Linked DNA regions of Mus musculus: region 1 is linked to region 2. Evidence: chromatin contacts called from ENCODE Hi-C or POLR2A ChIA-PET data. All regions are on one chromosome and are shown on one strand. Each heading gives the region's core, a stretch centred on a gene start or an enhancer-like site at or near the end of the contact. The rest is flanking DNA. Distances are from core to core; before and after follow the strand shown. Region 1 overlaps Elovl7 (ELOVL family member 7, elongation of long chain fatty acids (yeast)). Region 2 holds the start of Elovl7 (ELOVL family member 7, elongation of long chain fatty acids (yeast)).

Region 1 (7,138 bases), core at 2,297-4,796, 49 kb after region 2:
AGTCCTTGACGCTTATAGAAGAAGAAGAGGAAGGACTGCAGGCCCCAAAGAGGATAGGAACTCCACAGGGAGACCAACAGAGTCACTAACCTGGACCTCTGGGGCTCTCAGAGTCTGAACCACCAACCAAAGAACACACACAGGCTGGACCTAGGCCTCCCTGCACACCTGTACCTTATCTGCAGCTTGGTCTTCGTTTGGGTCCCGAACATCTAGAATAGGGACTGTCCCCAAAGCTGTTGCCTGTATGTGGGATATGTTCTTCCAGTGGGGCTGCCTTTTTCTGGCCTCAGTGGGAGAGGAAGCACCTGACCTTGGAGAGACTTGAAGTGGTAGGGTTGGGGATATGGGGGGAGGGGGCACCCTCTCAGAAGAGAAGGGGAAGGGGAATGGAGGAAGGATTGTGGGAGGGACTGACAGGGAGAGGGGCAGTGAGCAGGATGTGACATGAATAAGTAAAAAAAATAAAATTAAATTAAATTAAACCAAACCAAAACAAAACAAAAGCAGTCTTTTGCATGTTTGAATGGCAGTGCTCACTTTCAGATAGTGTAAGCTTGCTACTGTTTCTATGAAGTCTTGGTAGACAAGAAAGTACACAGAGACTGAGTTTCCCTTCCCTTTCAGCTTCTTCATTCTGTTGGTTCTTAGACTTGTAAAGTGCATAGACTTGCTGTAGTGTGTGATGCTTAGGAACATTGTCTTATAAGTAGTTGATGGAAGAGCTCCTATTTTAATAATCTATATACCCAGCATTGTACTTTCCTAGAACCCCATTTCTCTCTGGCGAGCTCTCGGGAAAGAATTTTTTAGCTCGTGGTAAATCAGCACTTTGGTGGCCTCTGGGGTGGAACCAACCACACAACCTGCTTTCCTGTATTCTGTTCCCTTCCTGGCTCTTCTGACGACACTCAAATCAGCTCTGAGGCCAAGTACATGGTACACAGGACTGTCCCTGTCTCCTTAGCCTTTTGTTCCTGGGAAAAAACAGGGGACACTTACTGCTGACTGAATCCCTAAACTGAGTCAGAGTTCACCTTAAATGAGATGGTGCCCTCTCTACTCTCTCCATGTCAAGTTATCCCCAACTGACCCACAGGCGTGTCAACTGGCCCACGCTTCACGAGGAAGTGGACCAATGATACCCTTTTCAGGAAGGTAGACGGCCTCTGAAAGCGACAGGAGACAGACAGTAGCCAGAGCCCTGACCATCCTGCTAAGGCTTTGGATTTTATTTGATCAGTGAGGGAGAGCTCACTTAACAAGAGAATAATCTAAGCACATCCCTACTTTTAGAAAGTGAACTTGGCAACTGTACGGAAGACAAAGGGCAGTTTGGATTGAGAGGCAAGGAAAGGTTGTCACAGAGCCTTCCGAGGAACACTGCAGCCTTGCAAGCGGCCCAAGGGAACTTGACCATGCACCAGAATCCTGGTTTCCCAATTTGGACAGCTCATCATGGACACCTGAATAGCTTTTAAAAAGATCGCCTGCTTACAAATTATAGTTGTGTCTGTTTATGTGGTGCAAAGTGATACTGTAATAGTTGTATATATTGTGGAATGACTAGATGAACTAACATACACACTTGCTAAAAACATTAGAAAACTATGGTTAGGAATTTCAACTACATAGAATACTATTATTGTTGTTGTTAGACATATAATATATATTTATTATAATAATTATTATATGACTGTACAAAGTACTATTGTTATGTCATGTCCCTATAATAGAGCTCAAGAAATTAACCTGCATAAGTTAATTTTTGTAGCCATTGGCTAACATAGCTCTCTCCCTGTTGTCTGGCCAAATGCTTAACCCTTATTTTTCACATATGAGACTATCTGTTGCTTTCTGAGTCTGGCTTATCTCAATTACTGTAACAATGTTGCCATCCTGCTGATCAAGAGGTTGCAGAGAGCATGGTTTCCTTTTTGGAGACCAGATGATCCCCCACTTCTGTTACCCTGCTTTCTTTATTCCTCTGATGATGAACCACGGAACAGATTCCACACCTTGGCTATTGTGGCTACTACTCAGGGAGCCTGCGTAGGATTTCTGAAATGAGATTTCTGGACTTATGATAGTTCTTTTAGGTTTTTAATGGGGTCTCCGTGTGGTTTTCCTTAGTGGCTGGACTAATTTATAGCCTTATCCTGAGTGCAGAAATGCCCCCATCCTTCCATATCCTCAGCATCACTCATCCTCAGCATCCCTCATTATCTTTAGTTTGTTTGATGATGCAGTCCTACAAGTGAGAGGAGATTGATTGAAAATTCTGGTATTGATTTATGTTCTCTTGATAATTAGCAATACTTAACATTTTCTCTTGTGTCTCTTCTTTTTGATAAATTAACTTCTTTGCCTTGGTTTTGTTTTGTTTTGTTTTGTTTTGTTTTGTTTTTTTGAGACAGGGTTTCACTGTGTAGCCCTGGCTGTTCTGGAACTCACTCTGTAGACCAGGCTGGCCTCGAACTCAGAAATTCACCTGCCTCTGCCTCCCAAACTGCTAGGATTAAAGGGGTGCGCCACCACACCTGGCCTTTACCATTTTTTTTTTAATGGCTAATTTTTAAAAGCTTATATTCCTGGTACCCAACCCTTAGGACTTTGATTCAGTTGGATCAAGGTCACTGTTTTTATTATTGGGCTTTTAAACACTACAGAGGTGATTCTGCTATGATTACAGATTGGAGATCTACTGTAATGACAAGAGCAAGTTTATTGAGAGTTTAAGATCTTTGCAAACTCCTCACCCGGTCCTCTATGAAATATGTGTTTTATGCCCAATTCATAGATGAGAAAACCAAGTAGAGTATGGTTAAGTCAATGACCCGATTCTGCATAAAAGGCCAGAGGAGAGACAGGCTCACCATGCTGACTGGCTGGCTCTACAATATTGCTGTAGTAGAATGTTTAGAGCCTGGTACTAAAAAAGGAGGTGAGGAGACGGCTCAGTGAGTAAATCGTGTGCTGTGAAGACCTGGGTTCAGTACCCAGTGCCCATGTGAAAAGCCTAGAAGGGTGGCCCATGCCTAGACTCCCAGCTTAGCAAAGCAGAGACAAGGGAGTGATCCCACCTGTCTACTGGCCAGCCAGCCTAGCCAAGTCACAGAACAAACAAACAAACAAACAAACAAACAAACAAGTGGACCACTCTTGACGAATAACCCCAAGGTTGACCTCTGACCTCCTTATAGGCACACACAAATGTGTGTTCCTTTCTTTGGACACACAAACGTATGTTATATTTTCTTGTTCTTCTTGTTATTTTGTTATCTTTTTGTTTTTGAAGATAACATAGAGTGAAACAAGGTTTTTCCCATTGTGACTTTGTATTTGTAGGACTTGAAGGTCGTGTATACACAGGATTTTAAGAAAAAGCGTGTGCTGAAAAGTTAAATCGCAGGAAGAAACGATTTATTTGGAAATGATTTTCTTGGTCTTCCTGAGCTAGCCTGGCATGCTTTTCTTGGCTTGTTTTCTTTCTGTTGCTAACAGGGGAGGGACAGAAGGGTGACGTCATTCAATTTTTTTCTTCCCCTGCCAAGTCAGTGAAAGAATACAACAAAAGATAGCCGCGATGGAGAGGTGCCTTTACTGACACTCAAAGCATCTTAGTGCAAAAGCTGTGTTTGGGGTGACTAACAGCAGAAGTATTTGCAATTACCTATGAAGAAGAAACCGGAAGACTCCATGCTCAGTCAGAGATGATTGCAGCCCTCTGGGCTCTTCCTTTGCTGCTGATTTCATTAGTTTTTGTTTTATGAGGAATAAAGCCTAGACATATTAATAAAACAATAAAAAGCTAGACATTGGCTTTATTGACATTCAAGCATTACAGTTTATATTGACCAGCAGGGGAAGGAATTCATTTAGGGATGATCAGTTCTTACTCTGTGCCCGGATTTCCAGTGCTGTGACAAGCTTGCTTTCCTGAGACTGCCCTTGTGATGTAAGATCCACAAAGTGATAACCAAGGGTGACCAGAAATCCTGTCTTAGGAAACTCACCACTGTTACAAGGTTAGGGAAGAAGCCACTGAAACAGAAGAGACCGTAGTTAACATATACCTGGGGGGCCAATTTAAGGACCCTTCTAGGTTTAAAAAAGTGACAAGTTTTGAGAATAGAGTAAGAGAAAGTAAGAGAAAATCCTTTCAAATTTTAGAACTTTGCATTTTAAAAAAGATTTCTTTATTTTACTTTTATGTGCATGTATGTCATGTCCTGAGGAGTTGGAGATGGTTATAGATGGTTGTGACCTGCTTTGTGGGAGCTGGGAATTAAACACTGATCCTCCAGAAGAGCTGCCAGCGCTCTTAATTCCTGAGACATCCCTCTAGCCTTAAGAGTTTTGCATTTTCAGTGTTGGCCAGGAAACTTGTGTTGATGATCTCTTTTGTGCAGGACTTTTACTAAAATCGTTCTTGCTGAAAACATTTCTGTCTTCTCTCTGTTAAAGGCACTGTGCTCTTCTGAGCACATGTGTTTCTCTCTCTGCCCCATCTCATGCTGGGGCCCTCTTGAATGTCTCTTCCTTGGCTTCAAGACATCTTACTTTTGTGGTTTTATTCCCGTTTCACTGTGCATTCCTCCTTAGCCTCCCTCACAGTTTTCTCATCCATCTCTCCTGAGCCTGTGAGGTCCTTGGCACTCGGACCTTAGCACTTACTGTACATGTATTTATTTCTTATAAACCCACTCCATGGCTTTAATAGTCATCATATATGTGATGGTGACCCCCAAACCTCCATCTCTAGCTTGGATCTCACTCCTAATCCCAGATCCATACATCCAGCTATGTGTGACATTGTCTGCGTGAATGTTTCTAGGCACTGAAGTGTAAGACTGTCTAAAGCCTTCGCTATCTGTCTGTCTATGACACTCTGTTGCCAGTATAAATGATGTCATAGTCTTACAGGTAACAGCTTCTGAATTTTTTTTAACTTCTGCTTGTGTTTTATTATCCATGTTTGACCATCTATTTTGTTTTCTTCCTTAATGCATTTCAAAACAGTCTGCCCCTATTAATGGGCTACTGTTGTCAAAGTACTAAAGGTTTAATGTATAGATGTGCTCTAGAAAACAGCTGTATTTCTAAGCTGTTCTACAGAGCATCACTTCTAAAAGTTGTACAATATTATTATATATATAGAGAGTAGAATGCTACACACACACACACACACACATACACACACACACACACACACATATCACACACACACACACACATACACACATCCCTCCAGGATTCCATAAGCAAATTGTCTTGGAGAGTGCTACATACCAGTGTTCTCATCGTATCAATCCATGCTAACACAGAGTACTAGAGACCTTGTAGCAAGCATCCTATTTTACCCTCTATTCCAGCATCCTCTCATCGCTTTGGTGGAGTCTGTACTCACTTGAATAGTTGTGTAGAGTTGTAGTTGCGTAGAGAGGTGTCCTTTATAGACATAAGAACAAACTCAGATCCTTAACATCGGGCATCGGTTTTTGAGCTGACTGTTTTACTCCGTAGCTTGTTTTGCCTATTTGAGACGGTGGCACCTGTTTGCAATTTTTAAGTAAGGCCCACTTGAGACAGAATAAGTCAGTTTTACTAAATAAAGCCCTTGGCGTCAACTGTTAATGTAACTTGTCCAGGATTAAAAGAGAAGCTGAGTGGATAGTCGTGGCGTTCTCGTGAAGAAGTTTGGGGTGAGAAGGTTTGCTGGTAACTGGCTTGCTCCAGATCTTTCACCCCTCATGAAGGGGATGCTCTGTGTACAGCTGAGTCAGATGCTCCTGCAAGCTGCCTATAGCTGTTTTCCTCCGTTCCACTCTGGGATCATGAGGTCACTTGGTCAAATTACACCCCAAGTGCTTGAAATTATAGAATGAATCACAGTTTGTTTTAAATTGCAATTTTTAAATGCCACAATCCTGTTAGCCCGGAGGCAGCAAGAACTGGACGAACTTACGTTTCTGTGGCTGCAAGGGCATTACCTATTTTATTTGGCTCAAAACATCATATTTGCTGGCTCACACTTTAGAAACACTCTAGAGAGTTAGATATTGACATGGTCCCTTTCAGTTTTGTGGTTCTATGATACAGTATCTGAGGAAATATGCCAGTTGTCTTAGGAAAGGAGGAAAATGAGTAAGTAGCAGATATATACCACTTTTAAATATAAAAGAATGTCTGGATGGAAAAAAATATTTTTGAGATGGGGGGGGGGGTGTCTCATTTATCCCATGGCCTTGAACTCCTGGTCCCTTGCCTTCCCTTCCCAAGTGCTGTTCTGCCAGGTAAGATGGAAATTTCTGACCATTGATAGCGGCCACAGATGGTGGGCCCCACCACTAGCCACCCTCTCCTCCCGATCTGCTTATATCCGCTGCTTAGAACTTGGAGAAGTTATGTATCTGAGGCCAGGGTGCTCTGGTGGGGCTCCTGTGGGGCTCCCCTGGGTTGCTGTTATCTTGCTCTGTGTCATTATGTGACAGAAAAAAAAAAGAGCTTCCTGGGTTCCTTTGTATGATATTAACTCTATTCTTGAAAAGCTCTTGCATCCATCACATTGGGTGCTAGGATTTCAAAGCTCTTTGTACTGGCTAGTTTTGTGTCAACTTGACACAGCTGGGGTTATCACAGAGAAAGGAGCTTCAGTTGAGGAAATGCCTCCATGAGATCCAACTCTAAGGCATTTTCTCAATTAGTGATCAAGGGGGAAAGGCCCCTTGTGGGTGGGACCATCTCTGGGCTGGTAGTCTTGGGTTCTATAAGAGAGCAGGCTGAGCAAGCCAGGGGAAGCAAGCCAGTAAAGAACATCCCTCCATGGCCTCTGTATCAGCTCCTGCTTCATGACCTGTTTGAGTTCCAGTCCTGACTTCCTTGGTGATAAACAGCAGCATGGAAGTGTAAGCCGAATAAACCCTTTCCTCCCCAACTTGCATCTTGGTCATGATGTTTGTGCAGGAATAGAAACCCTGACTAAGACACTCTTGCATCCATCACATTGGGTGCTAGGATTTCAAAGCTCTTGCATCCATCACATTGGGTGCTAGAATTTCAACACATGGGTTTTATTTGTTTCCTTTTATTGTTTTTGAGACTGGCTGATGCTCGGCTGTAGTTGACTTGAATTTCT
Region 2 (6,955 bases), core at 918-3,417:
AGGCCTATCATCCCAGCACTTAGGAGGCTGAGGCAGGAAGATTTGAAAGTTTGAGGGCAGCCTAGATTTCATAGCCAGACCTTGCCCCCAAAAAGAGAAAAGCAGAAAGAAAAGGAGGAAGAAAAAAAAAAAAGAAAAAAGAAAAAAGGAAGGAAAGAGAAAAAAAGAAAAAGAAAAGAAAAGAAAACTGAGCGACCAGAAGGTGCCACTCTTCAGAACTGCTCCTTTGAGACTTCGATGTTGCCCTCCCTGTTCCAGTTCAGCTCCCACAACCTCCTAGGTCCTCTGGGAAATGTGGCCTCCTTGCTGTCTCTGTGCCCATGCCTTCAGCTTAGCTACTGTTCCTGTTGCCTAGAGTGCTTCTTACCCGATACACACAGACTTCCTCTTAGCCTGCCATTTCAGCACTGGGGAGAAGGGGACAGGAGGGATATATGTTTGAGGATAGCCTGGGTTACTATCAGAAGTTTTATTCCCAGCCTCTGCTGCATAGTGAATCTCAAAAACACGAGATGCAAAAGGCTCCTTTCACAGAGGCCTTCAACAATGAAGCTTCCCCCTCCCATCCCCCCTCAAAAATCCCCATGCCCTTCCCCTTCCCGTGGTGCTTGTCAGGACCTGAACACATTTTTTTTTTCCTGACCTGGTTATGTATTAACTTTATTGTAAGCTCTGGTTAGACTGAAAGTTCCCTCCCTGAAAAGACAGAACATTTTTAGTTTGTTTTGGTTGTCTGCTGGATCTTTAGATCCTGGGGTGGGGTGGGGTGGGGTGGGGGTAACAGCATTAAATAGGTCTTAAATCTAATTAAATGAATCTAATTAGGCTCTTGCATGTTTGAAATTTTATACAGACAGAAACAGTGACAGGCATGTGACAATTGTCTCTAATTTTTAAGGCGTTTCCAAATCTACCAAACAACTTATTTGTAACATGAAAGAAGAGCATAAACAAGGATTCATTAGTTTGTTTTTTGATTGATGTAAAGCACTGAGCTCAGGAACTTGCACAAGCCGGGCAAGCCCTCTACCACCAAGTTACATCTCCAGTAGAAGATATCTTCAGCGTCTTAATTTGCATTTGAACTTCTGTCCTTTGGGAGTTGCTGTCTCCTTGACTATTCAGTGGGAGTGCCCAGAGTTTTAGGTAGACACTGAAACCTTATTTTCAATGTTCTAGGGTTGGGTCATGGAAGGCTGTCTTGCTTGCTTGTTTTTGCTTTCCCTATGCAAGGTCTCTACTTGTCAAGAGACTTCTTACCCTGATTCTAGGCTAGGAACTCTAGAGCAAGCAGAGCCCATGTGGTGAGGCAGTCCGCACAGGGAAGGCAAACTCTCGGGAGTGTAGGAGGGGGATGGAGGATAGGGGATGTTCTAGTTGAAAGATCAATTCTAGTTTTAGGTTTTGCTATAGAAGCAGATACCTCTAGACTTACATTTTGCCTTCCTGTGCTTGATTTAGAAATCGTTACAGTGTTTATTATGATCATAACTAAACACAGGACTAGCTCATTAAAAAAAAAAAAAAGTCCAGTGCACAAGCACAGGCCTACATTCATCCAGTTCAGCAATTCCAATCCATCAATCAGTGAAGGAGACGGGAGTTTGCTAGACTCTGTTCCTTGTTCTGATCACCATAAAAAAAAGTTGCATACAGTCTGTTCTTCATTGCACTAAAAGCCTCCCCGCGCCTCCTATTTTTCAACAATTCATTCTTAATAATTAAAAGGGATCGAGCTGCCAAAATCTGGCTTGGGCATCTTTACTGGTCTGGTCTCCATTTTAGAGACCTATTTCTCCTTCATCCCTTCTTCCCTCCAGCCGCGCCCTCCCTCGACCGGTCCTGTAATCCATTAGAGTCAAGCAGGACGACAATTCCCATAGTATTTTGGTTAAGCATGCGGATGAATCCAGATGTTGGTATTCACTCTCAGAAAGAAAGGGCACCAGTAGAGCGGACGGGAACCGGCCCCCTACTGCACCCTGGGTTGCTCGGGGCCAGGCTCTACCCGCGGCGAGGGCGGCAGCGGGAGAGGCTGGCATGACACCCCACCCCTCGGCGTCACCTGGCGGCGACGGGCAGGCGGGCCGGGGGGCGGTCCCGGGTGACGCGCGGGGCTGGGAGAGCCGGCAGGTGCCACCCTACCGCCTCCGCCCCTCGCAGCCTGGTCCGCAGCCCCGGCAGCAGGGGCCGCTGTGAGAGCTGCGCTCGCACTGCCCGCCGCCGCCCTCGGCTCCCGCGCGCGCTGCTCGCCCCTCGGCGCGGTGAGTGCGGGGCTGCGGGCCCCAGCAGACTGGGCGAGGCTTTCGGGGGTGGCGCGGAGGGCTGCGGGGGAAGGACGCGCGAGCCGAAGGGGTCGAGCCCCTGGGGGTCGCACGGGAAAGGAAGCGGCGTGGGGCCGGGCAGGGCCTCCCTCCTGGCGGTGCTGCTCGCTGGTCGGGCGCGCCGCGCTCACCTGTGCCTCCCGGAGCCCTGGAGCCCTGTACCCCTAGGGAAGATCGGGGCCCTCCGGGGCATGGGGTGCTGAGCTGCTGCGGTTGAGACTCAAGGAGGGAAGGTCTTGCTCGACCTTGGACCGCGGAGGTCACTTTCTCGGCTCCGGGTCCTGGCTTCCCAGACTCCTCTTCACAAACCAGCTATCCCTTCTTCCTGCTTCTGGGTGCGTCCCGCCTGCCCGAGGGAACTCAGGGCGCTGTCTCTTTGGCTCCGGGAACAGCATCCCGTCCCGGTGACTGCTGCGGGCCAGGGAGGGAGGATGAGTCCACGGCTGTGGAACAGGTCGTTCTGGAGACGGAGTGGCAACTCCTGTCATTTATCGCCTAGGTGTCTTGTGGTGTGAAGTGGGCCTTTCTTTCTTATCAGCCCTCGCTGATTCAAACTTACCGGATTCAGAGGAGCGCCTTTGGGGACTAACTGGAACTCGGGGTGGGAGCGGTCCGGCTGGCAGCAAGGCACAAAAGTCCCACTCCCACTGAACAATAGTTTCAGAGACCCGGCGATTGCCTACTGAACTCCCTCCTGTCCCTGAAGCTGCCCATGAGCGTTTTCTCTCAGCTCCGAGCTCCCAAGTCATCTTTTCTTCCACTCACTCCTGTTTTGCGTTTCTTGTATAAAACTCATCCTCTTTAGTGACTGCCGCCGCCGCCGTACTTTGCGCTTGTGGTTTACAATTTGCAGTTTTTGTTCGGGGGAAATTGTTCTCCCCAAGGTCATCGAGGACTAGGTTTAAAAAAAATCCCTTTCCCTTTACCCCATAGCAGATGCTTATCCAGTGCTGTGTGCCTGACACTGAGAGCTTAACCCTGTCAGTCTTCAAGTAGATATTGTTTTCAGTTTGGGGCTTGGCTTCCAGCCAGCCAGGAGCTCTTGGCCACTCTGCTAGTCTGATGAACCCAGAGTTCTTGGTTCTTACTGCTACTAAGCACTATGCAGGTTCAAGCATCAGGCCCGGGACACTTAATCTCTGGCCCCTTTTCCTCCTTGTTTGTTTTTTACTGTAGCAGCTAAAGCTGATATCAGTCTCTTGATCCCTCTTCTTGTCTCCCTGCTACGGGGTGTGAACCACACGTGCCCAGCCCTTTATAAGATAGATATCTTTAAAAGATAAAAAATTAGATTGACAGGTTGACTTCCTAAAACCTCATTTTTCAAGTCTACTTAACTTCAATTACAATCCAGGGGCCCTGTGTATTCAGTTGAGTCTAATATCTTTGAGGAGACGTTATAATACTCCGTTTCTGTGCCCCAGGCCTTCCCAACGCTCCCGTAGAAGATGGTTTCCGCCACCATTAACCTAGTCACCAAGATGCAAAATCTCAGCCATCCCGCCTCCTGCTACCACTCCCTAACCCCAATTATGGATTTATCCAGCTCTCTCCAGATCTCTCCTGCCTTTGTCAGTCTCAGCCTGCACCCCTCCCATCGCTCTTCACCACACTTCCTCTTTCCCAAAGCGAACACATACTATCACTCATCATACCCACCTTTCTTTTCCCTCTTATTTATTTTGAGACAAGGTCTCGTGTATTCCAGGCTGGCTTCGAACTCTCTGTGTAGCCTCGGATGACCTTAAACTTCAGATCCTCCTGCCTCTAACCTCTGAATTGCTGGGATTATAAGCATGTGCCACCATTTCCAGTATTATTCAGTGCTGGAGAGGGAAACCGGAGGCTTTATGCCTGCTAGATAAGCATCGAACCAAACTGAGCCCCATCCTCAGTCAATACACATTTTGATTATCTTCTTTAGTAAGTGTTTGCTTTCTTCCAGGTCCTGGGCAACTTAAAATGTTACACTATCAGGCATTCTTTGTAGTAGTCACTTAATAGATATTTGTAGACCAAAGTGCACCGTGAGCTAAGGTAGCTCAGGGCAGTAGTAGCCTTGATGGTAGTAGAAGCCAGCCTTTCATAAGTTTGCACTGGTAGGCGTGGGGGAACTGGCAGACAATGCAAATGGGAGCAGAGAAAAACCTCTGCTGAGTGTATTGCCACGCTGAGGTACCCAGTCGTCCTGATTCATCATTGCATCTCCTGGTGTGATACAGGAGCCAAATTTTATAGGAAGTGTGAATCTCAAAACAAAATAGGAAACAACAGTAAGTTATCTCAAAATAATCTTTTTTTAAAAAAAATTGGAAATACAGTACATACATAAAAGTGCATAAAACATTAGTGAACAGGTGAGGCAGTGGCTATATTTAATGTCTTATTCTGTCATTACATATGACATGGAAGGAGGGTGCAGTCAGGATAAGCAACACTCCTTTCACCAAGCCTGTGTGTCTGAACTAAGCTGGGGAGACGAGGCCAGCAAAGAGTTGGCTGCACATGGAAAGATTTGAGATGATGAGATAAGAGGACAAGATATTGACCGGCCAAGAGGTAGGGTTTTTCCTCAGTAGATTGTTTATTCTCTATGATGTACCTCTTGTGCAAGCATCAATTTTAAGGTAGGGAAGGATGCTATTTCAAGCCACCGTAGATATGGTAGAAACAATCTGGACTTTAATGATTCATATCATATATTATGGATTATACTATCAGCAGATCTATGAGAGGAATATTTCTCACATGTCTTCAGCCTTGAACACTCAGAACTTATGGGAAAGTTGATAACCTCTACCAATTTGGCAGATAAAAGATAGGATGTCTAAGTTGAGCTATGGTGACACATACCTGTACCCCCAAATTTTGGGAGGTGGAGGCAGGTGGATCAAAAGTGCAAGATCATCTTTAGCTATATAGTGAGTTTGGGTTCAGTCTGGACTACATGAGACCCTTTTCAAGAAAACTTTTTTTTTTTTTTTGGCCTTCTACAACAGTGAAAATTCCTACTGTGCTTCATAACTGATACACATCAATTAAAAGCACATCGTAACACACTGGGCTTAGAAAAAAAAAGTACCATTTTTATATAAATGATAGCAGTAAGCTGACTGTTACATACAGTTCTTACATATTATTCAAATGAAATGTTTCTACAGAGAACCACAAATGCCTGTAAGGATGTATTATGCCTGCCCTAGTTGGGGGAAATGTAAAAACTGGTATACTTACTATGGATGTCAGTGTAGGGTAGTCTTAAAAATCTAAAATAGAAACTATCATAAGATCCAGTTGTACCTGGGCGTGTGCCCGAGGATTCCAAATCAGCAACCACAGAGGTACATACATCTATGCCTGTTTATGGGCACCAAAAAGGTCATTAGTAGGGGAGGGAAAGGACTTAGGAAGGAGAAGGGACAGAAATTGAGGGACTGGAACTTATGTGGCATTAAAGCAGAAGGGGAGAAGCTGCAGGTGTGAAGAATGGACACAGCTCTTACACGGGCTCTGGGATCCAAACGAAGATCCTCGCCCCTGCGCAACAAGGGCTTTATCCACTGAGCATCCCCCGAGAACTTGTCTGTTACCTTAAAATACTAGTGAGAAAGAAACTGACTTCCGTGTGACTCAACAAGTTTTCCAGGCTAACAACCGACCCCTCTGGAAAAGCACTAGGTAGCAATCATAAATAACACAGCCCAGGCTCTTTCCTTTTAATGTAAGGCACAGTGCCAATGGCGGACAAAGGCTTACAAGTTGTGGCCTGAGAAAACATTTGACTGTCAGGTGCATGTCAGGCAGAGTGGGCTGGACAGGCTTGAAAGCTGTCCAAGGCTGTGTGGGTTAGTGGGACAATGTACTGAGCTGCTGTCATACAAAGGCAAGTGGGGCAGGTAAAACAGAGACAGACTAGGGAGCTCGCTGGAGATCGGAGAAGAAGGTTGGGCAACTGGGAAATGGGGGACAGTTGGTACATGAAATCCAGGGAAAGAAAGTGCAGAGAAGAACTGAGAGTTGGAAAGTGTGTGTGTGTGTGTGTGTGTGTGTGTGTGTGTGTGTGTGTGTGTTACACATGCATGCACACACTTCTCTCTCATTGTATGTGTGAGAGAGACTGCATGTCTCTGTGTGTGTGCCTCTGTGTGTGTCTCTGTGTGTGACTGTGTGCCTCTCTCTGTCTGAGTTTCTATGTGTGACTATGTGTGTGTCTGTGTATGAAAGACTGTGTGTGCCTCTGTCTCCCTCCCTCCCTCCCTCCCTCTGTCTCTCTCTTTCTCTCTCTGTCTCTCTCTCTCTCTGTCTCTCTGTCTGTCTGTCTGTCTGTCTCTCTCTCTCTCTCTCTCTGTGTGTGTGTGTGTATAGACTAGAGGTTGATATGGATGTCTTAATGTCCTCCACTGAAAATACTTTTGCATAACTATATAAAACTGCATGAGATCAAGTTGCCTATGAGGCAGGGGAAAGGTTTGCTGAGAGCCTTGCTTTTTACTTACTGAAGATTTTTTCTTTTGTTCTGTAGTGGGGGGTGAAGGGGTTCCTGCAAGCAGGTAAGGAACCTGTGAAACTTGTGTTTGTAACTCAGCCATCTGGTGTCTGACACTTGGGCGTTGTGTGTGTATACAGGTTCT

Evidence for each region. A loop is a pair of places that touch in the nucleus more often than their neighbours do. ChIA-PET counts read pairs that join two places held with the same protein, here RNA polymerase II (POLR2A).
Region 1: a loop to region 2 is called in a map of Patski, with 2.0 times the contacts of the local background. The contact joins the enhancer-like site here to the promoter of Elovl7 in region 2. A Hi-C loop is called at or near these places in 1 of 37 maps with a recorded cell type or tissue (Patski). POLR2A ChIA-PET finds 5 or more read pairs at or near these places in 1 of 5 experiments (Patski).

What each region holds. Positions count from the first base shown.
Region 1 is chr13:108,259,701-108,266,838 of GRCm38, forward strand. All of the region lies in intron 2 of Elovl7 (ELOVL family member 7, elongation of long chain fatty acids (yeast)), which reads left to right. Among named protein-coding and RNA genes, the nearest start is that of Elovl7, 49 kb to the left of the region's middle. Within about 2 kb of position 3,547, at least 1 of the 3 ENCODE cell types and tissues checked has a DNase peak (open chromatin) inside an H3K27ac peak, as active enhancers do.
Region 2 is chr13:108,212,237-108,219,191 of GRCm38, forward strand. Elovl7 (ELOVL family member 7, elongation of long chain fatty acids (yeast)) reads left to right here and starts at 2,168. Exons shown (of 8, transcript NM_029001.5): 1 at 2,168-2,264. It also overlaps the pseudogene Gm32376.